Regions from separate parts of the Homo sapiens genome. Here region 2 is linked to region 1. The links are chromatin contacts, found by Hi-C or POLR2A ChIA-PET in ENCODE. All regions are on one chromosome and are shown on one strand. Each heading gives the region's core, a stretch centred on a gene start or an enhancer-like site at or near the end of the contact. The rest is flanking DNA. Distances are from core to core; before and after follow the strand shown. Region 1 overlaps CAMKMT (calmodulin-lysine N-methyltransferase). Region 2 overlaps CAMKMT (calmodulin-lysine N-methyltransferase).

Region 1 (5,014 bases), core at 187-2,686:
GATACTGCTATGATTGCACTGTTATTATAGGTTTAATGTTAGGCAATCAAGCTACAGTGGTCTAGATATCAACAAACAGCATCAAAAGAAAACATCAAATTGTCCCTATTCTTTTGACACTGTAGCTGAGAAATTTTTCTATGTTAGTGGCCCTAAATGAACAATAATAAGTGACAATTTAGTGAAAAACACTATTTTCACATCTTACAAAAGTCATGCAATATAGATTGATACAAGTATGATTATTTCTAGGACCACTTGAACCAGGGGATTAAAATAAATTCAGTCCTGTGACCATGGTTTTTCCTTCTTTCTTTTTTTTCACATACATCATTTAAAGAGGATTTATGTAAATTTTCTCTGTACTCATAATTTTTCAAGCATTAGTGCAGTCATAAGTATAGGGCACCTTGGCTTGATTTAATTATTATCGTTTCTAATTCAGCACACTTTATTTTATTTTACTTTATTTTATTTTATTTTATTTTTGAGCCCTGATTGCTAGTTCATTCTCAATCATTAGCATTTAGAAGAACTAGTCATTACTGGTTTTCAATAGCTGCTTGGGTTCCTATAAGCACTTAGAGTCTTAAAACACAGAAATGGAAAACAGACATTTCAAAGGTAGAACAAATCATGACTCCTAGAGGTAGGGTACAAGAATCCCTGGGTGCGTGGGCACTGAAGCACACAAATTCTTAACTTTCCCATTTGCTTTTTAAAAACCACAGGAATTGGGTCTAAAAAAAACTAGGACACCTCATTTCTGTAAGATGCTTGCTCATATAGAAAACTGGGAACTGATTCCAAATGAAAGGCTTTCCAAAAGAAATGGCAGTCACTTTGGACCACAATAATCATTTATACAAGGGTATGTCTGACTTTCGATTTGTGCAACACACACTTTTAATTGTCACGTCCATAAATACATCCCCCAGCTGCACCCAGGCAGCAATAAAGTTACCTGTCTAAAACTTGGTCTCCACATCCCTGAGTGGCCAAATCTCTCACTGTCTGGAGTAAATCAGCTGCCTTTCCATGTAGATAAGAGACACAGAGCCGGGGAGGGCAGCAATGCTCAAGAGTTTGTCAATAGCTCAGGAGAGAAAGGGCAAACCAAAAACCTTTTGTGGGCAGTAATGCGAGTGAGATTTTCAGCATGCTCAGAGGTTGCTGTTAAATGTCTTTTTCAACAGCATTCTCTTTCTTTCCATGCAGCTTCTACCTCGCAATAGAGTCAAAGAATGTGATGTACATTAAAATGCTTTGCCTCTCAGATGGGGTTCATTTTTATTCAGGGACAATTTTGCTGACTGACAGGTAAGCGTTTGGTGCTGAAATTGGACCTGTACAAGAGCTTTGCATTTCATTTGCTCCATTACACCAGCGCATGAATTACTGGGCTTCCATGTTGGCATCTTTCCATTACTTTTAAATACCTGACATGAGCAAAATGACTCATCTGACATTTCATGTAACAAATTTGTTCCAAAAAAAAAATAGAACATTATTATACTATTTTATATATGTGGGTACCACAACCTTCTGCCCTAATCTGACCAGAAATTGTTAAGTGTATAAATGGTAGCTGATATCAGTTTAAGAAAACACACTGCCAATGACAGCTATAAAATCTCATGGCAAAGAAATATGTCTGCTTTTCCTATTACCCACTGTCACTTCAACCTACTTCTTGAAATGTTAGCAAACTTCAGTCACAAATGGAGCTTTGTATTTTGGTTTCACTTCCACCACTGCGTAAACTTTGAGACATTATTTATTCCAATACACAATGAATCAACTTTTTCACTTTTAATCAGTGCTAACAGAGCTGAGGAGTTAAGATGCCTGTACCAAATAGTCATTTGTAGTCACAATACTACTATTTACTGACTAGTACAAAATTATTTGGTCTTCAACTTCTTCTAACTCTCACTTTCCCTTTGATTGCTTTTTGTTGCTTTTTTATTTTTAAGCAACAACTTAAAAATAATACGGACCATGACTCACAACCCTAAGATATCTCCTCATTCCAAACTTAACACCACATCCCATTACCCAATACCACATCCCATTACCCAATTTGCCTTGTAGAACTAGGAAAGTGTTTCAGTTCTTTGCTAAAGGCCAGTGTTAGCCTAGACAGCTTTGCTCCAGGCAGATTAGGAAAGAAAGAATCCTCAGTTTTATGACTCAGCCAGGAGTTTTTCCCACCTCTTCACTTAAAAATACCTCAGTAACACATTACAACCTGCCATATGAGGCTGAAGATCGCAGATCTACACTCAAATAAGGGTTTTTCTAGGTGACAGTATAACATTTCATAAAGCAGCAGCATAATTATGTGACAGCAAAATTTAAAATATCATGTTCACTGTTAGTATGAATACATCGAATTAATACAGTATTATTTCCATATGAAATTATTAGCCTCATTATTATATAATGGTATTTTCTTTAATAAATGGTCTCATATTATAAATGTTAAAGTACTTTATGTTACGGTGTATTCTTTTTAACAATGTTAATTTACCCTCAACCATTATTCCTATGCTGAATTTATATAACGTGTAGGTAATGAGAGATCACCTCCAACCCGCCTGAGCTCTCATGTGGGCCCTTCAGCTGGATCTAGAAACCAAATTGACACAAGGCAGATTTACAAGAGAAAAGCATACACATTTTATTAGTTTTACATGTACATGGGGATCTTCACAAGAGAGTGAAGTCTGAAGAAGTGGCCAAAGCAAGATGCTTTTATACTTTTTGGATGAAGAATAATAAACTTAAGAAGAAATGATAGGACAAAGGCGATCTGTCTACGGGCAATAAATTCCTAGGGGAGTCACTAGGAGATACAAGCGGGGTGTAAAACTAGTAGAAGATAAGGGTTACTTTGGAAAATATATTTAATTGGGTCCACTGCAGCCCCCTGTTCCCAGCCTCTGGTTGATAAGAGCTATTTCCTGGCTCTAGTAAAGGGAGGATCTCGTCCAAAGGAATATTCTCCCTCTCCATCTCCCTCTCCCTCTCCGTCTCCCTCTCCCTCTCTGTCTCCCTCTCCCTCTCCCTCTCTCTCCCCCTCCCCGTCCTTTCTTTCTTTCATTTTTTTTGAGACAGGGTCTCACTCTGTCTCTCAGGCTGGAGTGCAGTGGTGTGATCATAGATCACTGCAGCCTGGACCTCTCAGACTCAGATGATCCTCCCATCTCAGCCTCCCAGGTAGCTGCCACTATAGGCATGTACTACCACACCTGGCTAATTTCCATATTTTTTGTAGAGATGGGGTCTCATCATGTTGCCTAGGCTGGTCTCTAATGCCTAAACTTAAACGATCTTCCTGCCTTGGCCTCCCGAAGTGCTGAGATTACAGGCATGAGCCACAGAAGAAGCTTTATGGCTTGCTGCATGCAGGTCAGCTACCCCTTTCTGAAACTACAATTTCTCCAATGTTTTCAAAATAATTAATATGCCAGTTTGACATATTTTGGGATGGCAAGTCCTTCACTCCTTTGAAAGTTATAATTTAAAAATGAGACATTCAACAAGTTGCATCACCTTTGTCTTTATAACCCACCTGTATTTTAAAAGCATCTGGGAATTCATGGCATTTCCCTTGTACAACCAGCATCAAAGTGACTTTCCTATCCTGGGGAATTATTTAACCAGAATGCTTACAGAAGATAGTGCAGATTTGAAAAACACACATCTTTGAAGAAACGGCATTTCTTCTTTGGATAAATGGTCCAAGAAAGTAAATTTTTTAGAAATGAGCTCCTTGAAAACAGTTCCAGCATCTAACACAGGTATTCTTTCCACAAAAATGGAATGAATGAACATTCCTTGCAGTATTTTTGTTTTGTTATGATTAGTGTTGAAGCCATGGGGCTATTTAATTGTCAATAATTATCTTTTGAGTTGCATTTTTAAAACTGTGCAAGTGAGGCTATTTCTGAGCAAATGGTAGCACTCTAGCCTCCACAGCACACTTACTTTTATTTTTGACCTTTCTCTCACTAATCCTAACATGCCACTCCTCAGACCTGAATAATCTCACCAACCACACTGTCCTCACCTACTCCTGTGGTTGCTGAATGCTATCAGTGTAAGTCACAAAATCACATTGACTTTGACCACTGATCACATTCACGCTGGACCCTCATGTAATCTAACAAGCTGCTTTTATTACAACAAATTATTCTCCACCAGGAAGACTTGTCCCTGCCCTCTCATTTTTAGCAGATGACTGCTTCCCAAGTTATTGAAATATATTGAGGCTACTGAACACTATGTCTCACAACTTCTATACTCTACTTCAGATTCCCTGTGTCTTCCTTTGCTTCTGTTTCTCCTTTCTCCCACCTGTGTTCTTTCTTTTTCTTTTCTTTTTTTTTTTTTTTTTTTAGACAGAGTTTCACTCTTGTTGCCCAAGCTGGAGTGCAATGACGCAATCTCGGCTCACTGCAACCTCTGCTTCCTGGGTTCAAGCAATTCTCCTGCCTCAGCCTCCTGAGTAGCTGGGATTACAGGCATGTGCCACCACGCCTGGCTAATTTATTGTATTTTTAATAGAAATGGGGTTTCACCATGTTAGCCAGGCTGGTCTCGAACTCCTGACCTCAGGTGATCTGCCCACCTCGGCCTCCCAAAGTGCTGGGATTGCAGGCGTGAGCCACTGCACCCAGCCTCCCACCTGCGTTCTTGAACCCATGTTTTCTCAACTTCTCTGAGACCAGTTTCACCACCTGTGCCCTCTCTATGTTCAACATTTCCCAGATCAGGATATAATAAGTCACTAGGAAGGGGACTGCCTAGTGGCTACCTTAGAGTCTCACTCATACTTTACAAGCACTTAACAATTTTTTAAATTTTTTTGAGACAGGGTCTCACCGTCACCGAGACTGGAGTGTAGTGGTGCAGTTACATGGCTGACTGCAGTCTTGACCTCCGAAGCTCAAGCAATCCTCCCACCTCAGCCTCCTGAATAGCTGGTACTAATGCCAAGCTAATTTTT
Region 2 (4,705 bases), core at 1,602-4,101, 37 kb before region 1:
TACTGTAAAATATTTTCATTTTCATGCCTTTTGGAGGGTCGGCAATTGCCAAGTGATAGCACCAGCATGTAACTGTAGAAAATGTAGAACTTTGTTACAAAACATGAATTATTTATATATACACACACATATGTGTTTGCAGATGCATATATATATATATATACACACATAATCAGCTAAAATTATTCTCACTTATAAAAATGTACAAGAGTAGGTGCAATGAATTACAAATTATTATATTTAAGTTATTTGCCAGGTAACCCTACTAAATACCAAAAACTTTAAATTTGAGAATTTAAAATCTCAATTATCTATATAACACAGAAGTACACTCATAACAATTTTCTGATATTAGTAGATGTTAAGACTATTCAGTAATCTTTAAGTTCAAATGCAGACTTGAGTAATGGTGTTTTCAATACCTCAAATAAGTATCCTGTAGAACTTTTTCAAGGTCAAAAATGAAGCTTCTCAAAGATATCCTGTTTCCATCGTTTAAGACAATCTTACGTGTATTAGTACTACATCTATGTTTCCATCCTTCTGTTTATATCCCTTCCATGAAAATCTGCCTCAGTCTTCTTGGACCAAAGGTCACAGAATAAAAACAATAGTGCCCTTCCTAATCCCCAGTGATTTCCAAACTATTTATGAGTAGATCTGAATTTACAGTAGTCTGGGAGAAATGCATGATGTCAGAAAGGCTTTTTAAGTTTATCATAAATGAAGTTATCAATAATTACATGAAACATTGTCATCAATTATACATGAAATAGAATAAAAGGTAGTTGTACAAAATAACTGCTTAGAGAAGCAAAAAATAAAAAATAAAAAGTAGGTAGAAGCACTGAGAGCCTTACTGCTGAACTCTGCAGAAGGCGCCTTCAAATAAATATTTCAAACCTTCATATGAATATTTTAAGCATGACAACTACACATAAACACACAGCCAAAGTGCTCAAATCCACTCAAGAAAGACTATTAAGTCATCAACTTGCTCCTGACAGGATCCACTGAATATGGCAACAGTGAGAAGTCAGGAGACAGTTGGAATCATTTCAAGACTGCTAATTTAACTTGTCTTAAAACCAACCAATGCTCAACGTGTCATCATCAATGTCATCTCATCGCAGTCTGAAAAGCCTTCGACCTAAAGCAAAAAGGTCCCCAAGTGCCACCCTTCTTGTCTACTGGTTGAAAATCTAATTGGTTCTGCTGACAGGCTTGGGAATTGGTAGGAAGGCTGTTCAGTTAATCTCCAAGGGCCAGCAAAAAGCTCAGTATCCATCTCTGAGCTTTGCTCCCTGGCTGTCGTAAAATGACTCTGATGGCAGTGCAAGCTCTTATGCTTCAGCTGTCTTCTGACTTCTGTTAAGTCAAATTCAATAAAGTTTGTCACTCAATAATCTGAGAGCTACCCAACAAAACCTCTTTGATCAATAACAGCTTGCCTGCTTGCACTTGGGAAGGTGACCTATTAAAGATTAAAAACACACCTGCTGCTTGAAGCAGAGAACATCATTTTTTACTTTTAAATGAAAATTCATCCATTAAAATCAGTTTAACTACTAGAAGTGTATACAAAGAAACAGGAAGGAGATGAAAAGAATAGCTCAGATATGATGCTTTCTTGATGTCTGAATAAAGTTTGATAGTTGTATGCTTCTGCTATATTTGGCTCTTACATAAGCCATCTATATCCTATTTTTTTCATTTCAGTATCACACACTCATTTATTCGTTGCCTGCGAACAGACAAAGCATTGGTATTGTAATATTAATTCAATCTTCAATCAAAACAAAGTAATCTGTTGTCCAATATCATCTACCTTCCTGCAGAAGTCACGAATGCTCACTCAGAGAAAATGCACTATATTCTTTAAAGCCACACTCTTCATTTAAGTGGTTTTCCTTCCTCACTCACATAAATCAGGCAAGCCTGTGACCAGGTAGAACTCCAGGTAACTTCAAAGTGAGGAAATATGGCTCAGTGAGCCCATCGTGCAGTATAAACTATTGGATAAAATTAGATAAACATCTGTGCTTACATTCCCACATTCAAGCCTCCCATCTTGAAGATTAGAGCTTTTATAGTTTGAATTATTCCAAAATAATTTACAATTGAATCAGTATCATCAAGATGTTGTGACTGTTTTTAAGAAAAAGATTACTGGATAACTCTTTTTTAACTTGTTTCCAATAGCAGAGGACAGCATACATGGGGTCTCTTCCCTTACCTAAGGAGTGTGTGTTTAGGATGCATTTTGTTGGCAATTCAACAATAATAATTTTGAAATGTGTTATCATATTACAAAAGACACTACATAAATACAATGAGATTAAAAACTCCTGCAGAGCCACAGTTATGGGTCAATATTAATAAAAGTTTCTGCTAGAATGTGACTTTGAGTTTCCTGATTATCAGCTGCTCTCACCACATAGCAGATGAATTTCCCTCTAGAGACAAATGTGTCCACCTCTGAATGTATGTATATCAGTCTCTTGTGTGGGTATTTTTCACAAAGTTTAAACATGTTTATTTTGTAAGGCACTAATTTTATCCCATGACATTCACGGCACTATCACGTAGGACACATGTGACAAGGAGATATGGATTACATCTCCAACAGCCCCTAATAATTTCATCATAGTCTCTTTGAACTCTGCAGCTTTTTTTCCTGATCTGAATTAATCACTTCTCCCCTTCATTGGCTATTATCTCCTCAGTTTTGTGCTTTTGGTTTTCTGGTTTCTATTTGAAATGTCTTCATCAAAGCAGCTGCATATAGAAACATGAGCTCATTTCTGCTTTCGTTTTCTCCTGATTTGTGTGATATGTGTAGATCAAGGTTTTTAACTCCTGTATGTAGCAACACATAAAGTTCAGAAAGGCCAACCTAATCTAATTAAGGCTTTCTGACTAAAATAAGGTAATTCCCCATGTCAGTTGAACCCTGGGATGAGGTGACTCAGTTCAGAGGATATCTTAGTTTGTTCAAATATATAGTTATAATGAGGTTGAGCTGAGGACAAGAAACCTTACTGCTTGTGATCAAGAAATGATCACCTTTTCTGGTGAATCAAAAAAATATATTGTTAAAGGTTGTTCTATTAGTATATATATGGCTTGTAATAAAAAGCTTTTAAGTCATCTAAATCAAATGACAATTGTAAAAAAAAATGTGGGTTTTGGAATATTAAAATTAGAGACAACAAAGGAACAAAGTAGTCACTAGAGCTCTTCTTCCATGGGGAACAATTGCTTGGCAGATAAATGCAATTTTTAAAGGTCTAAAAGTTGGTACGTGACTAACTATCTTAGGATGTGTTTGTAAAAATACATTGCAACAGGGAATGACAGGAGCAAACTTGTGTTTTTCAAAGATCACTCAGCTGAATATGGAGATTGGGTTGGAAGAGCACAAGAATGAAAGCAGGGCACCGGCAGGGGGCTGCTGCACAGTTCAAGAGACAGAAGATGGCAGCTAGGACAGAAGGGAGCAGAGTGACAGTCAGATTTCAAGGACAATCCACAGGACTTATGACTGGAGGTCGGGGGAGAAGAGGTGTCCAGGCTGACCTCTGGGTTTTTGAAGTGCACGGTTGGCTGGATGGAGAGTTTCCACCCTGATCTAGGGAAACTAGAGGGAGAGCAAGGGACAGAGAATAGGCTGTAATTCAGTTTTCAGCATTTGCTGAAAACATACTGGATGTTTTGGTGACATGGGATGAATGCCTGCATGTCTGCTGTGCCTCTGCCTGGAGTCTTCCCTAACTGCACAGTTGGCATCTCTCATCTTTCAGAGCCCACTAAAAGGCTACTGCCTTTGAGAGGCCATCTCTCTATGGGTCCCCCTATTATTCTCATTCTGGAGATCCTATTGTTACTTAAATTATAGGGTGTGGTTAAAAAAACACATTACAATACTTTAAAAATATTGACAAGAAATTAATCTGTATGGTATACCAACTCAAATCATGCCCAATGCCCCTCAAATGTAATATTCCCCAAACCACATCCATCATCTCACCTAAATGCCTCCAAAACTGTACCCTCCTCAGTGAACTGCATCATCATCCTGCCAGCTACCCAAGGCAGAAACCTGGGAATTATCTTGCGTCTCCATTCTCCTTTGGTTACCATATCCAAGCAGTCACCAAGTTCTAGTAATTTTTTTCCTTCTAAATCTCTCTCAATCTGTCTACTTTTCTTGATTCCCCTGGCCATAGCCGTAATTCAGTTGCTAATCATCTTTAACCTTGATTATTGCTCTTCCCCGGCCCCAAATGGTTTCTCTGACTTTGGACTTACATCTTTCTAATTCATTCTCTATATACCAGCCAAATGCAAACCCCCTGATGTGAAAGTCATCTGGCATGTTAATGGAATAGCAAGGAAACCAGGCAGGGCATAGTAATTCAACCTGTAATCCCAATGCTTTGGGAGGCTGAGGTCGGGGGATCACTTGAGGCCAGAAGTTTGCCACCAGCCTGGGCAACATAGCAAGACCCTATCTCTAAAATAATTTTTAAAAATTAGCCGGGTGTGGGGTGCACCTGTAGTCCCAACTACTCAGGTGGCAGAGATGGCAGGATTGCTTGAGCCCAGGTGAGCTATGATGTCACCACTGCACTCTAGCCTGGGCAACAGAGCAAGACCCTGTCTCAAAAAAAAAAAAAAAAAAAAAAAAGCAAGGAGACCAAAG

What was found. Hi-C counts contacts between places; a loop is a spot of excess contacts on that map. ChIA-PET counts read pairs that join two places held with the same protein, here RNA polymerase II (POLR2A). Pooled maps may share reads with other maps.
Region 2: a map of CD8-positive, alpha-beta T cell shows a loop between it and region 1 (2.2-fold over the local background). The contact joins two enhancer-like sites. A Hi-C loop is called at or near these places in 2 of 168 maps with a recorded cell type or tissue (CD8-positive, alpha-beta T cell and naive thymus-derived CD4-positive, alpha-beta T cell), 3 of 37 single-sample maps with no recorded cell type and 14 of 50 pooled maps. POLR2A ChIA-PET finds 5 or more read pairs at or near these places in 10 of 52 experiments (Caco-2, GM10248, GM12878 and 6 more).

What each region holds. Positions count from the first base shown.
Region 1 is chr2:44,575,718-44,580,731 of GRCh38, reverse strand. All of the region lies in intron 3 of CAMKMT (calmodulin-lysine N-methyltransferase), which reads right to left. Among named protein-coding and RNA genes, the nearest start is that of CAMKMT, 220 kb to the right of the region's middle. Within about 2 kb of position 1,436, at least 5 of the 41 ENCODE cell types and tissues checked have a DNase peak (open chromatin) inside an H3K27ac peak, as active enhancers do; they include GM12878, where a contact is called at or near this core.
Region 2 is chr2:44,614,922-44,619,626 of GRCh38, reverse strand. The region is part of intron 3 of CAMKMT (calmodulin-lysine N-methyltransferase); the gene reads right to left. Among named protein-coding and RNA genes, the nearest start is that of CAMKMT, 260 kb to the right of the region's middle. Within about 2 kb of position 2,851, at least 3 of the 41 ENCODE cell types and tissues checked have a DNase peak (open chromatin) inside an H3K27ac peak, as active enhancers do; they include GM12878, where a contact is called at or near this core.